2 separate regions of the Homo sapiens genome follow, and region 1 is linked to region 2. The links are chromatin contacts, found by Hi-C or POLR2A ChIA-PET in ENCODE. All regions are on one chromosome and are shown on one strand. Each heading gives the region's core, a stretch centred on a gene start or an enhancer-like site at or near the end of the contact. The rest is flanking DNA. Distances are from core to core; before and after follow the strand shown.

Region 1 (7,249 bases), core at 2,047-4,546, 3.1 Mb before region 2:
TTTAAACACAAGTGGCATAAACTCTGTGGGTTCCTGGTAATCAATAATAGAAGATGATGATAATGACGTTCTTATTAAAACAAACTATCCTTTCTCCATACTAGATAAATAAGATGATTTGACTGTGTATTATTTGACTAAATGAATTCTATGTTATCTATTGTATTTGTCACCCTAGATTTGGTGACCTCAAAAAATGTTTGCGGCTCTGTGTGGTGGCTCGTACCTGTAATCCCAGCACTTTGGAAGGCCAAGGCAGGTGGATCCCTTGAGCTCAGAAGTTTGAGACCAGCTTGGGCAACATGACAAAACCCCATCTCTAAAAAAATATAAAAATTAGCCAGGCGTGGTGGCGGGCGCCTGTAGTCCCAGCTACTTGGAGGCTGAGGCACGAGAATCGCTTGAGTCCAGGAGGTTGAATGTGCAGTTACCCATGATCATGCCACTGTATCCAGCCTGGGCAACAGGACATTTGCCAAAAAAATCCGAAAATGCAAATGTTGATGACAAATTCTTACACCCTATGAATTAGGACCTATGCATGTGTAAGGTATTAGATTTCATAGTTTGGGATTTTTTGGTTTTATTTTGTTTTCCTTTGGCTTGCAGGGGCCAACACAAGGATATCCAGAAATATAGCAGTTTTTTGTTGTTGTTGCTGGAGCTAAATTTCGTCACTTTTGATAGAGAATTGAACCATACCAGCATGCTAAACCCATCAACTATCCCTCACACCTCTGAAATCTTTACTTTCTTCTTCTCTACCTTTTTGCCTCTGAGTCGATCCTTCTGCAGAAACTTTCCTCTTCTCCAGAAGCCCTTTCACCTGTATATCTAAACATGTTAAAGTTTTCTCTTGCCTTAAAAAGCAAACATTAAAAAAATTCTTTCTCGGCCGGGCGCGGTGGCTCACGCCTGTAATCCCAGCACTTTGGGAGGCCGAGGTGGGTGGATCACGAGGTCAGGAGATGCAGACCATCCTGGCTAACACGGTGAAACCCCGTCTCTGCTAAAAATACACACACAAAAAATTAGTCGGTCTTGGTGACGGGCGCCTGTAGTCCTTGGAGGCTCAGGCAGGAGAACGGTGTGAACCCGGGAGGCGGAGCTTGTGTGAGCCGAGATTGCGCCACTGCACTCCAGCCTAGGCGACAGAGCGAGACTCCGTCTCAAAAAAAAAAAAAAAAAAAGCTTTCTCAATGCTGCATTCCTCTCTAGCTTCCCCTTTATCTTCCCTTCTCACATTGGCCAAGCAACTTGACAGTGGTTTATGCTTCACCTCCCTCTTCTCTTCATTGCTCAATCCACTACTCTCTGGCTTCCATCTTCAACCAAATCACGACAGTCAACAAAATCACCACCTTCCCCATTCTCACCCCACTGCCAAATCTAGAGAATTTTCACTTCTTACTTCGGTGGTCCTCGGGACTGCATCTGGCATTGTTGGTTGGCTCTTTCTGGTTTATTTCATGGGTTTCTCTTCCTCTAGCCCTTTTTAAAACAATAAATTCTGGTGTTCTCTCAGCTTCCAACCTGTTTTCATTACCCTTCTCTTTACACACTCTTCTTGGGTTGAGCTTACCCACTGTCATAATTTCATCCACCACGTTATGTGACGTGGTCATGTCTACCTGGCACTTCCCCAGAGCTGTGGACTTAAATATCCAAGTGACTCATGGACATCTCCACTTCCACTCCCATAGGTTCTCAAATTTCATATGTCCAAAATTGAATTTAGCATCTTCCCCTTAAATCTGTCTGATTTAGTTTGAATATATGTCCCTACCAAATCTCATGTTGAATTATAATCTCCAGTGTTGGAGGTAGGGCCTGGTGGGAGGTGTTTGGGTCACGGGGGCAGAGCCCTCATGGCCTGGTGCTGTCCTCGCCACAGTGTCTTGTGGGATCTGATTGTTTAAGTGTGTGGCACCGGCCCCGCAATCTCTTGCTCTTGCTCGGGCCATGTAGAGGCCTGCCCCTTCTTCACCTTCTGCCATGATTGTAAGCTTCCTGAGGCCTACCTGGAAGCATACTGGAGCTATGCTTCCTGTACAGCCTGCGTAACTGTAAACCAATTAAACCCCTTTTCTTCCCAGTCTCAGGTATTTATAGCAATGCAAGTACAGCCTAACATACTGTCCTCTTCATATAGACTACTACCTCTGGTTAATGACTAGCCAGCCACTGAAGCCGAAAGCCTGGGCCACCTTCGTCTCCTCTCAATCTGTGAATCCACTTATATAAGTATTCCTTCTATTCATTCCTTCCTCTCTATCCTAACTTACTACTTACCTATGTCAGGCCCCCAGCATCTTCTGATTGAGCCATTTTAATAGTTTCCTAAATCTCCTGCTAATGGTTTTGATACCGCATTTTATAACATGAGTCTGACCATGCTTTATCAGTCGCCTGCTGAAAACTCTTCAGTGGGTCCCCCATTAATGCACCCAGGATTAAAAGGCCACCTATTTAAGGTCCTTCGAAACCTAGCCTCTTCCAATTTTTCCAGTTTTAATTTTGAGGCCCCACCCTAAAGGCAAGGCATCCTTCAATCCTCCTTCACCTGCCACAAAGGCCCCAGAGCTGAGCTAGATGTCCCAGCTCTGTACTCCCATTGCGACCAGTGCATAACTTTTATAGAAATTCATTAGTTTCTAAGATGGGAATGTTGGCTTTCTCCGTTTGAGAGATGCAGGTTCTGGGGATATACATAATAAACACTGAAACTGACAAAACAACTGTTTAAACCTTGAATTACTTACAGCTAAAAACAAAAAACAATTACTGTGCCTCCCCGTCGGGGAATCGAACCCCGGTCTCCCGCGTGACAGGCGGGGATACTCACCACTATACTAACGAGGAACCGCACGAAAGAAAGCCTTCTGATAGGCCTTTTCTACGTTTTTGCTCCGCCCCGCCCTCGCTATATGCAAACACCAATGAACCTGATTTTCTTACGTTTGCCACCACAGCTTCCACGAAAGTTGAACAGAGCCAAAATGGTAGTGTTCAGTTTTATCTCCCCCTCCATTCTCATCATTTCCCTTCGGCCACCCTTCTAACTGCCCCTACTCCCCTCCTCTTCTTCAGCTCCAGGAGCACGCTTGGTCCCCCTCAACATCCCTAACACACACGCTCCCAGGTAGCCAAGCGCCCGCTTGCCGCGCGGCACCATGGAACTTGTAGTTCCTTCACCCATCCCCCAACGCTCGTCTGACTTTAAGAAACTTCCTTTCCCGGCGTGCACCGCGAATCCCTCCTCCTCTTCTTTACCTCTCTCCCTCCTCCTCAGGTTCTCTATCGACGAGTCTGGTAGCTGAGCGTTGGGCTGTAGGTCGCTGTGCTGTGTGATCCCCCAGAGCCATGCCCGAGATAGTGGATACCTGTTCGTTGGCCTCTCCGGCTTCCGTCTGCCGGACCAAGCACCTGCACCTGCGCTGCAGCGTCGACTTTACTCGCCGGACGCTGACCGGGACTGCTGCTCTCACGGTCCAGTCTCAGGAGGACAATCTGCGCAGCCTGGTACAGTGGGGCGCCTGCCCAGTGCCCGCCTCTCCCGGGCTCCCTGCCCCTCGACCCTAGTCCTTGCGGGCTCCCGGATCTCCGGCTCACCCCGCCGCGGCCCCTGCCTAGCCCCACGTCCCCGTCTGCTCTTCTGTAGCCTCCATCCAACTCATGTTGTGCACTTCAGCCCCCAGATCTCTCACAGCACCCCTTCTCAACCCCGCTTACGCCTCTGCATCCCTTCCCTCAGCCCCCACTTATACGTATGTCTCCTCCGCCCCTCGCCTGGATCCTCTCTCCGAGGTCCCTGGGCACATCCAGCGCCTCGTCCACTCCTCTCAACTCACCCAGCCCTTAGGTGTCATCTTTGCAGTAGCCCCCATAATTTTAGTTCCTGGCTCTAATTACTCCATGGCCTCCCCATTGCTTCGGCCTGCGGCCCAGAACCCCCTTCTTCAGGCCCCAGACTTTTCCCAGCCCCCTGGGCACCTTCCTCAGTCAACAATCTCACCCAAGTCTCAGATCCCATGTCCTGTCGATCCCTGATCCCACGGTTGCCTCCCGGGAACACTTATTTCAATCCACAGGTCTGCAGGGCACCACCCATCCGTCTCCCTCCTAGTTCCCTGGATCTCCCTGCTAGTCGTTCTCAAGCCTCTTAGGATTTCCAGCCCCGGCCGGGCAGGCCTCTTCTTTCCGCCCTACTTTGAAACTAACAGTCCCTGCTTGCTAACTCTAGGCGCAGCTCTCTCTCTTCAGGGTCCTTTCTACTTTTTAATCTTATCAACTTTCTTCTAATAATTTAAGAACGGATGGGACGTTCAAATTTTCTAAGGATGATTCAATACGCTTTTTTAATAGTTGGTTCCAAGGAGCCAAGTAGTTATTTCACTTAGAAAACACATACTTCTACAAACTCTATAACCATTGGAATGAAGAAAGGTTGTAGATTCATGGAATATTATTCAATGATTTTATCTGTATCATAACCTATATTTAATGTTCTTGCTCAAATTGCCCAATAGTATTTGGTTTATACCTTTCATCTGAAGGTACCTTTCACCTGAAGAATTTCATAGAAGATCATTTTAAAAATAAGAGGGTCATGAAAAGACAGCCAAATTCGGCTTCTTCACCAGGGCAGGATGCTACATGTGTATTTTACACAGTGTAGCATGGTGAAATCTACTAAAGCACATCAATAAGCAATCAGATCAGATCGGGCAGATAAGAATTGGTGGCTTTCAGGCCTCTTTTTCCTACTTGTGTAGGAAGGATCTGAATTTTGATTTCATTAATATGAACTAATAAGTACTTACTTTCTTACTCTTCATCCCTCAACATTTTGCTAAACTGATTGATTTGAAAAATAGGTCGATTCCTCTATGTACTGATAGGTAATCAACAAAAGTACCATAAGAAAGAAAATTAAGATATTATAAGCAGGAAGGCATCTATTTCCTTGCAGATCGCACTTTGGTCTTCTTGAAGTACCATGCTATCTTTAATTGCAGTAGCAACTTTGCCTGGGCAGGGCTGAAGTCCTATTTCAATGCAGTTTCAAAACTAAACACCGCATGTTCTCACTCATAAGTGAGAGTTGAACAATGAGAACACATGGACACAGGGAGGGGAACATCACACACCAGGGCCTGTTGGGGGTAGGGGCCTAGGGGAGGGATAGCATTAGGAGAAATACCTAATGTAGCTGACGGGTTGATGGGTGCAGCAAACCACCATGGCATGTGTATACTTATGTAACAAACCTGCACGTTCTGCACATGTACCCCAGAACTTAAAGTATAATAATAAAAAAAGAAAAACCACACTGTGAGACTGCCATATTTGAACATGAGTTTATACGTCCTACATTCAAAAGTACTAGAGATTTAAAAATTAAGCAATTCAGGACACTTGTGTTCAGATGTGAATAATTGCAAACCAAAACCGAGGTCGCTAGTGGAAGAAATTTAAAGAGGTTTTTCTAATATATGAACAGCAAATTCTTCCTTGAATCTTTAGCTGCAACATATATTTCAGAAGAAATATTCCAATTGGTTTAAGATATAATAAAACCTTGACTAAGCCCCAAACCCACTCAAAGCTCTTAGTTAACTGGAAAGTTCTTGTTCTTCACCTTTATTTAAAAAAATTAAATTATAAACTATGCTGATAAAAGTAAAAGAATGAAAATTTTTATAGCTTTTTGCTGCTTAATGTGACCTCACACTTACCTTTGTTTTGTAAAATAAAAACTTAAAAAATTTATTATTTGAAGTTCAGGTGTACTTCAAATGTGCAGGTTTGTTACATAGGTAAACTTGTGTCATGAGGGTTTGTTGTACAGATTATTTTGTCACCCAGGTATTAAGCCTAGTACCCATTAGTTACTTTTCCTGATCCTTTCCCTTCTCCTACCCTCCACCCTCCAGTAAGCCCCAGTGTGTGTTCCCCACTGTGTATCCATGTGTTCTCATCACTTTTGTAGAATAAAAACTTTATCTCTGTTCTATAAGTAAGCAAGAGTCAGGATGTTTAAATTTTGAAAAGAATGTCCCAATCTAAAAATCTGCTCATTGTTTTTACATTCCCCAAATCTAGAGAAAAGTAAGATTTTAAAATAGTGATTTCTGGTTGGCATGTCTGTTTAGCAAATTAGAGCCTGGAATTATAATAATGTTACATGTTATACAAGGAAGGCAATTTATGGTACAAAATAACATGTTTATAATTGTTTGCTTATTTATGACAAAAGCCTTAGACCAGGAGCTTATCCTTATTAATTAGTTAATTAGTATTTATTTAAAGTTAACTTGTTTCTTTCCTCCACTAGATTGTGGACTCTTGAATGTAGAGACTGTGTTTCATAACTCTTTGTATCTCAGCTTCCTAGTATAGTCTATGTCTGGCATGTAGAGGACATTCAAAAGTTTGATTAATGGATGATTTCAATTAGAAAACAGTGCCTAAGCTTAACATGGGCTACATTGATAATAGTGCCAGCTGTATTTCAGAGGTGAGATGGGAAGACCCAGTGCCAGTGCGGAATCAGGAGAGACGTCATGTCTTCTTTTCCTCTCCGTTCTTAGAGTTTGTGATGTTGAGGAATGCTGAAGGAGACTTAATCGGACAAATTCTAAGCTTTCTAAAATTCTTTTCAAGTTTTGGGTTATTTACACTGAAGTTTGATCCTCCAAATTTATGATAACTTTCATACATTTGTTTCTTTTCACTGAAACCTTCAGAAATGTTTAGGTGTTCTTTTGGTTAGTGGCTCAAGAGGTTTTAGTGCCATGGCCAAGGCAGAAGCCAGCAGTTAACAATAGGTAATTCTGACTGCAAACCATCTTGTTTTCACTAAGTAAATGTCTCAACTGGGAATCAAATCAAGGTGGTTTTTTAGTTTTAGCTTTGTGTTTCACACATAAACCTATTTTTTTTCATCATATCCCTGCACATAGCAAGTAGAAAATGTAAATTTAGACATCATAATGAGGCATAAAGCTTTTTTTAAAAAAACTCTGCTTTGTTCTAGAAAGGACTGAGACTGCTTGAAGCAACATATATAGTATAAGATTAAAAATAATTAAATAATTTGCAGGAAGAGAGAATAGGGATAGGAGAAACAAAACCCATGGCATAAAGCCCTCTATACTTTAAAAGAAGTGGGCCACAGGGTTGACATGGAGCTTCCTACCAGCCTGTGCAAAAAAGGAATCAGATACCTATTCCATGTCAACTGACC
Region 2 (6,595 bases), core at 589-3,088:
ATCTGGGACTACAGGTGCACACCACCATGCATGGCCAGTTTTTGTATTTTTGTAGAGATGGGGTTTTGCCATGTTGCCCAGGCTGATCTTGAACTCCTGAACTCAAGGAATCCTTTTGTGTTGGCCTCCCTAAGTGCTGGGATTACAGGTGTGAACTCACTGTGCCCCACTGTAACAACTTTTTTTCTTCATTAAGCATCCAGATGTCTTGAGTATTTTGAAGTCTCAAACATCCTCCCCCTACCCCACTCATATGAAGAGCATATGACCCAAATGAAGCCAGAAATTTGAATCTAGAACATAAAGACACACAGATAGAAGACTGGGGTTGATGGACACAGCACTGTGGCTCATGCCTGTAATCCCAATACTTTGGAAGGTTGAGGCAGGAGGATTGCTGGGCAATTTAGCGAAATCCTGTCTCTACAAAAAATAAATTTTAAAAAACTAGCCAGGCGTGGTGGCATGCACCTATAGTCCTAGTTGCTCAAGAAGCTGAGGCAAGAGATTTTCTTGAGCCCAGGAGTTCAGGGATGCAGTGAGGCATGATAGGGTTACTGCACTCCTGTCTGGGCAACAGAGCAAGAGCCTGTCTCAAAAAAAAAAGAAGACTGGATTGAGTCATTGAGTCATTTTCTTGGCAGCATCCAAAATGTACTGATTCAGGAATTTCTGGTACTGAAGCCCCTGGAGATCCCCTAGTCTGGTTCTTTTTGAGCCTGATTTGTTCTTTTTGTTGCTTGAATACTGTGTTTTCTTGTATTATTCCAATCAGTTCTTTATTGCTTAAATTAGTCAGAATCTATGTCTGTTGTTTGCAAGCAAAGGACCATAACTGAGATAAGTGACAATGTGAAAGTGGTGCTGTGTTCTGGGCCAGATTCTTTTGAGCTGAGCCTGCTTGCAGACTGTGGGATGACCCAATGCTCCCACAATTTTCTTTAGTAATTCTGCTGTGCAACCTCTGATCTTACTGTGTACAATATGCTGAAATACCACTTGTCCCTCACTTGGTGCAAAAACATTACATTATGTATTATGTTCACATTTGTTTTTTTCTTATGAGTCTGTGTGGATAAAAGTAGTGGTATTGATGCCCATAAGAAACCATTTTGATCATAAAAGTAAATAACATCCTTCAGTTATAAAGTGACCATTCAAATGATCCAAAATATGCTTCTATTAATTTTGACATTATCATTGAATGAAAGCACATGGCTTTAAAAAAAAACAATTTGTGGCAAAGGATTTTCAGATCCTTAAAGGTAGATTGGAGAAATCTTGCCCTGGGTATTAGAGACTATTGTGATACATCTATTTTTCTTAGTTCACAGACTTCATCTTTCTCCCTGATACCTCAGTGATGATCAGGTCCAGGTTTAACAAATGTGTAGCTGAGCGTCATATGTTTAAAAAATTAACATGCAAGGACATGAGCAGAAAATTCACAAAAAGGGAAGTCCAAATAAATGGTCAATAAATACAGGAAAATATGTTTAGTCTCAGTAGTGAGCAAAGATGTTTAATGTATTAGTCAGGATGGTGTAGATAATGCTGCCATAACGCTCAACCCTAAGTCTCAGTGGCTTACAACAAAGAAGTCATATTTTTTGTTCATACTCATCATGCCTTACTTAGAGTCTTTATTCCATGTTGTTCTATCAAACTGAACAGAGTATGTTTATGTTAATCAATTATGGGACCCAGGCCATTTTCTGAAACATTGTTGGTAATCAATTGCAGAAGTGAAAGAGAACTCTGAAAGGTCTTGCTCAACCCAGAAGTGACACATACCATTGCTATTCACAACTCAATGACCAGACCAGGTCACATGGCCCCGCTTAACCTCAAGGGCCATAAAATTAAATCTCTTTTTTGTTTGTTTTTGTTTCTGAGACAGAGTCTCGCTCTGTTGCCCAGGCTGGAGTGCAGTGGTGTGATCTCGGCTCACTGCAAACTCAGCCACCCAGGTTCAAGCGATTCTCGTGCCTCAGCCTCCCTAGTAGCTGGGACTACAAGCATGTGCCACCACGCCCAGCTAATTTTTTTTGTATTTTTAGTAGAAAGGGGGTTTTGCCATGTTGCCCAGGCTGGTCTCAAACTCCTGAGCTCAGGCAATCTGCCTGCTTTAGCCTCCCAAAGTGCTAGGATTACAAGTATGAGCCACCATGCCCAGCTCATAAAATTAAATCTTATCATGTGCTTGGGGGGAGCATTAATGACTATAACATACAATCAAAACAATAAGTTATTATTTTTCAGCTACCAGATTGGCAACTTTAAAAAAATAGCTAAAACGTTTTTTAAACAAAAAAGTTAAAATATAGAGACGGGGGCCGGGCGCGGTGGTTCACGCCTGTAATCCCAGCACTTTGGGAGGCCGAGGCAGGTGGATCATGAGGTTATGAGTTCAAGACCAGCCTGGCCAAGATGGTGAAACCCCATCTCTACTAAAACTACAAAAATTAGCTGGGTGCAGTGGCAGGCGCCTGTAATCCCAGCTACTCAGGAGGCTGAGGCAGGAGAATCGCTTGAACCTGGGTGGCGGACGTTGCAGTGAGCGGAGATCACGCCATTGCACTCCAGCCTGGGCAACAAGAGCAAAAACTCTGTCTCAAAAAAAAAAAAAAAAAAAAAAAAAAAAATATATATATATATATATATATATGGAATGAGAGAGAGAGATGGGGTCTCCGTATGTTGCCTAGGCTGATCTGAAACTCCTGGACTCAAGGGATCCTCCCACCTCAGCCTCCCAAAGTGTTGGGATTATAGATGTAAGCCACTGCACCCAGCCCAGCTAAAATCTTGTCTCATCAAATGTGTATAAACATCTATAAATTGGGAATGAAAGTTTATACGTAATTTCTGGGGGCAATTTGACAGTATACACAAATGCATATGCACACACACACACACAGAGTGCATACTCTTTACCCTGCAATTCCATTTCTAGGAATTCAACCTAAGGAGATATTTATACAATTGTGGAAAGATAAGTTTACAAAAGCATTTATTGAAGCATTTTATATAACAGTTGAAAATGGATACAACCCAGCCGGGCGCGGTGGCTCATGCCTGTAATCTCAGCACTTTGGAAGGCCGAGGTGGGTGAATCACCTAAGGTCAGGAGTTCGAGACCAGCCTGGCCAACATGGTGAAACCTCATCTCTACTAAAAATAGAAAAATTAGCCAGGTGTGATGGCGCATGCCTGTAATCCCAGCTACTTGGGAGCCTGAGGCAGGAGAGTCGCTTGAACCCAGGAGGCAGAGGTTGCAGTGAGCTGAGATCACGCCACTGCACTCCAGCCTGGGCGACAGTGAGACTCTGTCTCAAAAAAAAAAAAAAAAAGAAGAAAATGGATACAACCCATAAATGCAACAGTAGAGTAATGACCAAACAGCTTGTGCCATATCTGTTAGATTAAATATTATGGAGCCATTAAAATTATGCTAGCAAAGGCTGAGCATGGTGGCTTACACCTGTAATCCCAGCAGTTTGGGAGGCCGAGGTGAGCAGATCACTCACTTGAGGTCAGGAGTTCAAGACCAGCCTGGCCAAGATGGTGAAACCTCATTTCTACTAAAAATACAAAAATTAGTGCATGGTGGCAGGCACCTGTAATCCCAGCTACTCGGAAGGCTGAAGCAGGAGAAACCCTTGAACAGAGGTCGAGTCGGAAGGCTGAAGCAGGAGAAACCCTTGAACAGAGGTCGAGGTGCCTCAAGAAACCCTTGAGGCAGTGAGCCGAGATCGTGCCACTGCACTCCAGCCACAGCAACAGAGTAAGATGCTGTCACCCCCACAACACACACAAAAAGAATTATGCTAACAAAGTGATATGTTTATTCTATAATTTTAAATGCCAAAGCAGTCTAGCAGTCTATGTGCATTCAGTGTAACTTCTTGCTGCACTCTGCAAGTGCAAGTGAAAAAAAGCACCAAGGAGTTCTCCCTAATTGATTCTTTCCTGATAATTGGAGGTTATCACAATTCATTCAACAGAATCTGTACATTCACAATTAAGAACCTCAACCAGGACTGCCCTTCCATGGGTAACACATTGTGCTATTTTATAGCTCAGCTCTCCACCATCCACAGAAGCTACCCTGGGAGCAAGATGGTGGGCGTTGTCTCTTCACAGAGTGCTTCCACTTTCCTAGAAGCTCATTTATGCTCAAGACTAGGAAATAAATAAAAGTACTGACTCTGTTCTTCACAATCCTTTTTATGGTTGAGTTTTCCTTCCCCAAAGAACCATCTCCTGTTTTCTATGGATTAGCAAAGTGCCCTGATCTTCTCATGCTGATTCATTTCCTCCCTTCCTTCCTGCCTCCCTCCCTCCTTTCCTCCCTCCCTTCCTTTTTCGTTTCCTTCAAAGAAACATTTATGAGCAGTTTAAGTCTCAGGCACTATGTCCAGTGCTAGGAATGCTCCCAATGAACAAGACACTATCTCTGTTCCCATGGAGCATATTATTTCTTGGAGAAAAGAAGGAAAACAGCAATTGCAATATATCCCTGTGGCAAACACTTCTGAAATGGCCCAAATGATCACTGCTTCCTGGTATTCATGTCCTTGTGTGATCCCCCTCTCCTGAGTGTTGACTCAACTTATGACTTGCTATTAACAAATAGAATATGGTAGAGTGATAGGATGTCATTTTGAGATTAGGTAATAAAAAGACTCACTTCCATCATGGGTCCCCACTCCCCAGCGCTTGCTCTGGGGGAAGCAAGCTGCCATGTGCTCCACCAATATGTTACACGACTGGTGTCATTTGTCAGAAAGGGAAGGTAATTGTAAAACTAATCACAACGAAAGCAAAACAGTGTTATTAAATCCTAATAAGACAGGATTGTCTACTGAAAGCTCTGAGCCTAAGGCTTCCTTGCACCTTCTCTCTCTGTCATTCTTTAGAAGAGAAGTGGTTTAATTTGTGCAGCACCAATAAAAAACAAAAAACAAACAAACAAAAAAAGAGAAGTGGTTAAAAGAAAAAAAAAAGTAGCAGTACCAAATCAAAATTTTCTTCTTGATGTAATCAGAAGGATTAAAGAGAATTTGGAAAGAAATCACAGGATAACTATTTTAGCTATTGCTGTGTCTATATACTACTAAAACTCATCTCATTTGTGAGGCACTTTGAAAACACTGGCCTACACTAACCAGCCAAGACCCTCAGCCACAAAGATGGATTTTTTATTTGTCAAGGAAAGCTTCCTTCTTAGCCAGAGTAAGCTGCTTTTTCAAACCAGACCTAAGACAATAGTTCTGTACCTGAATGCATGGCACAGTACTATTCCATGAATTTTTATGGTGTGTTGACAAATTTTAATCAGTATATAAATTTGACATCCCCCTTCCAGCTGAGGATACACATTTTTATGTATGTGTGACAGAAGGCTCTATAGAGTGAGTTGGGAAAAGTGTATCCCACTCTCCATCCTTATTAGTCAGGGTTCTCTAGGGGGACAGGACTAATAGGATAAATGTATAAATGAAACGGAGTTTATGAAGGAGTATTGACTCACACGATCACAAGGTGAGTCCCACAATAGACTGTCTGCAAGCTGAAGAGCAAGGAAGCCAGTCCAAGTCCCAAAACCTCAAAAGTAGGGAAGCTGACAATGAAGTCTTCAGTTTGTAGCCGAAAGCCTGAGAGCCCCTGGCAAACCACTGGTGTAAGTCCAAGAGTCCAAAAGCCAAAGAAGTTAGAGTCTGATGTTCGAGGGCAGGAAGCATCCAGCATGGGAGAAAGATGGAGGCCAGTCTAGCCATTCCATGTTCTTCTGCCTGCCTTTTTTTTTTTTTTTTTGGAGACTGAGTCTCACTCTATTGCCCAGACTGGAGTGCAGTGGTGCGATCTCGGCTCACTTCAACCTCCGTCCCCCGGATTCAAGTGATTCTCCTGCCTCAGCCTTACGAGTAGCTGGGATTACAAGTGCCCACCACCATGCCTGGCTAATTTTTGTATATTTACTACAGACGGGGTTTCAGCATGTTGGTCAGGCTGGTCTTTAACTGACCTCAGGTGATCTGCCCACCTTGGCCTCCCAAAGTGCTGGGATTACAGGCAAGAGCCACTGTGCCCAGCCCTTCTACTTGCTTTATCCTAGCCATGCTGTCAGCTGATTAGATGGTGCCCACCCAGATTGATGGCGGGTCTGTCTCTCCCAGTCCACTGACTCAAATATTAATCTCCTTTGGCAACACCCTCACAGAGGCACCCAGGAACAATACTTTGCATCCTTCAATCCAATCAAGTTGACACTCAGTATTAACCGTCACACCATCCTTAAGAAATATCACCTTTCTAAACTACTTTAAATTTCATATGGAACCAAAAAGAGCCCGTATAGCCAAGACAATCTTAAGCAAAAACAACAAAGCTGGAGGCATCATGATACCTGACTTCAAACTGTACTACAAGGCTACAGTAACCAAAACAGCATGATACCGGTACCAAAACAGATATATAGAACAATGGAACAGAACAGAGACCTCAGAAAAACACCACACATCTACAACCATCTGATCTTTGACAAACCTGACAAAAACAAGCAATGGAGAAGGATTCCCTATTAAGTAAA

The links. A loop is a pair of places that touch in the nucleus more often than their neighbours do. ChIA-PET counts read pairs that join two places held with the same protein, here RNA polymerase II (POLR2A).
Region 1: a loop to region 2 is called in a map with no recorded cell type, with 11 times the contacts of the local background. The contact joins the promoter of LTA4H here to the enhancer-like site in region 2. A Hi-C loop is called at or near these places in 1 of 37 single-sample maps with no recorded cell type. POLR2A ChIA-PET finds 5 or more read pairs at or near these places in 1 of 52 experiments (B cell).

The regions. Positions count from the first base shown.
Region 1 is chr12:96,031,634-96,038,882 of GRCh38, reverse strand. It overlaps LTA4H (leukotriene A4 hydrolase), which reads left to right and starts at 3,296. Exons shown (of 19, transcript NM_000895.3): 1 at 3,296-3,522. The coding sequence starts at 3,364. It overlaps TRD-GTC2-8 (tRNA-Asp (anticodon GTC) 2-8), which reads right to left and starts at 2,862; the gene lies at 2,791-2,862. RefSeq lists enhancers at 2,538-2,587, 2,608-2,657, 3,098-3,517, 4,108-4,197, 5,832-6,001 and a silencer at 3,568-3,667.
Region 2 is chr12:92,966,359-92,972,953 of GRCh38, reverse strand. No RefSeq gene overlaps it. Among named protein-coding and RNA genes, the nearest start is that of LINC02413, 21 kb to the left of the region's middle. RefSeq lists enhancers at 1,593-1,642, 2,123-2,192. Within about 2 kb of position 1,838, at least 10 of the 41 ENCODE cell types and tissues checked have a DNase peak (open chromatin) inside an H3K27ac peak, as active enhancers do; they include B cell, where a contact is called at or near this core.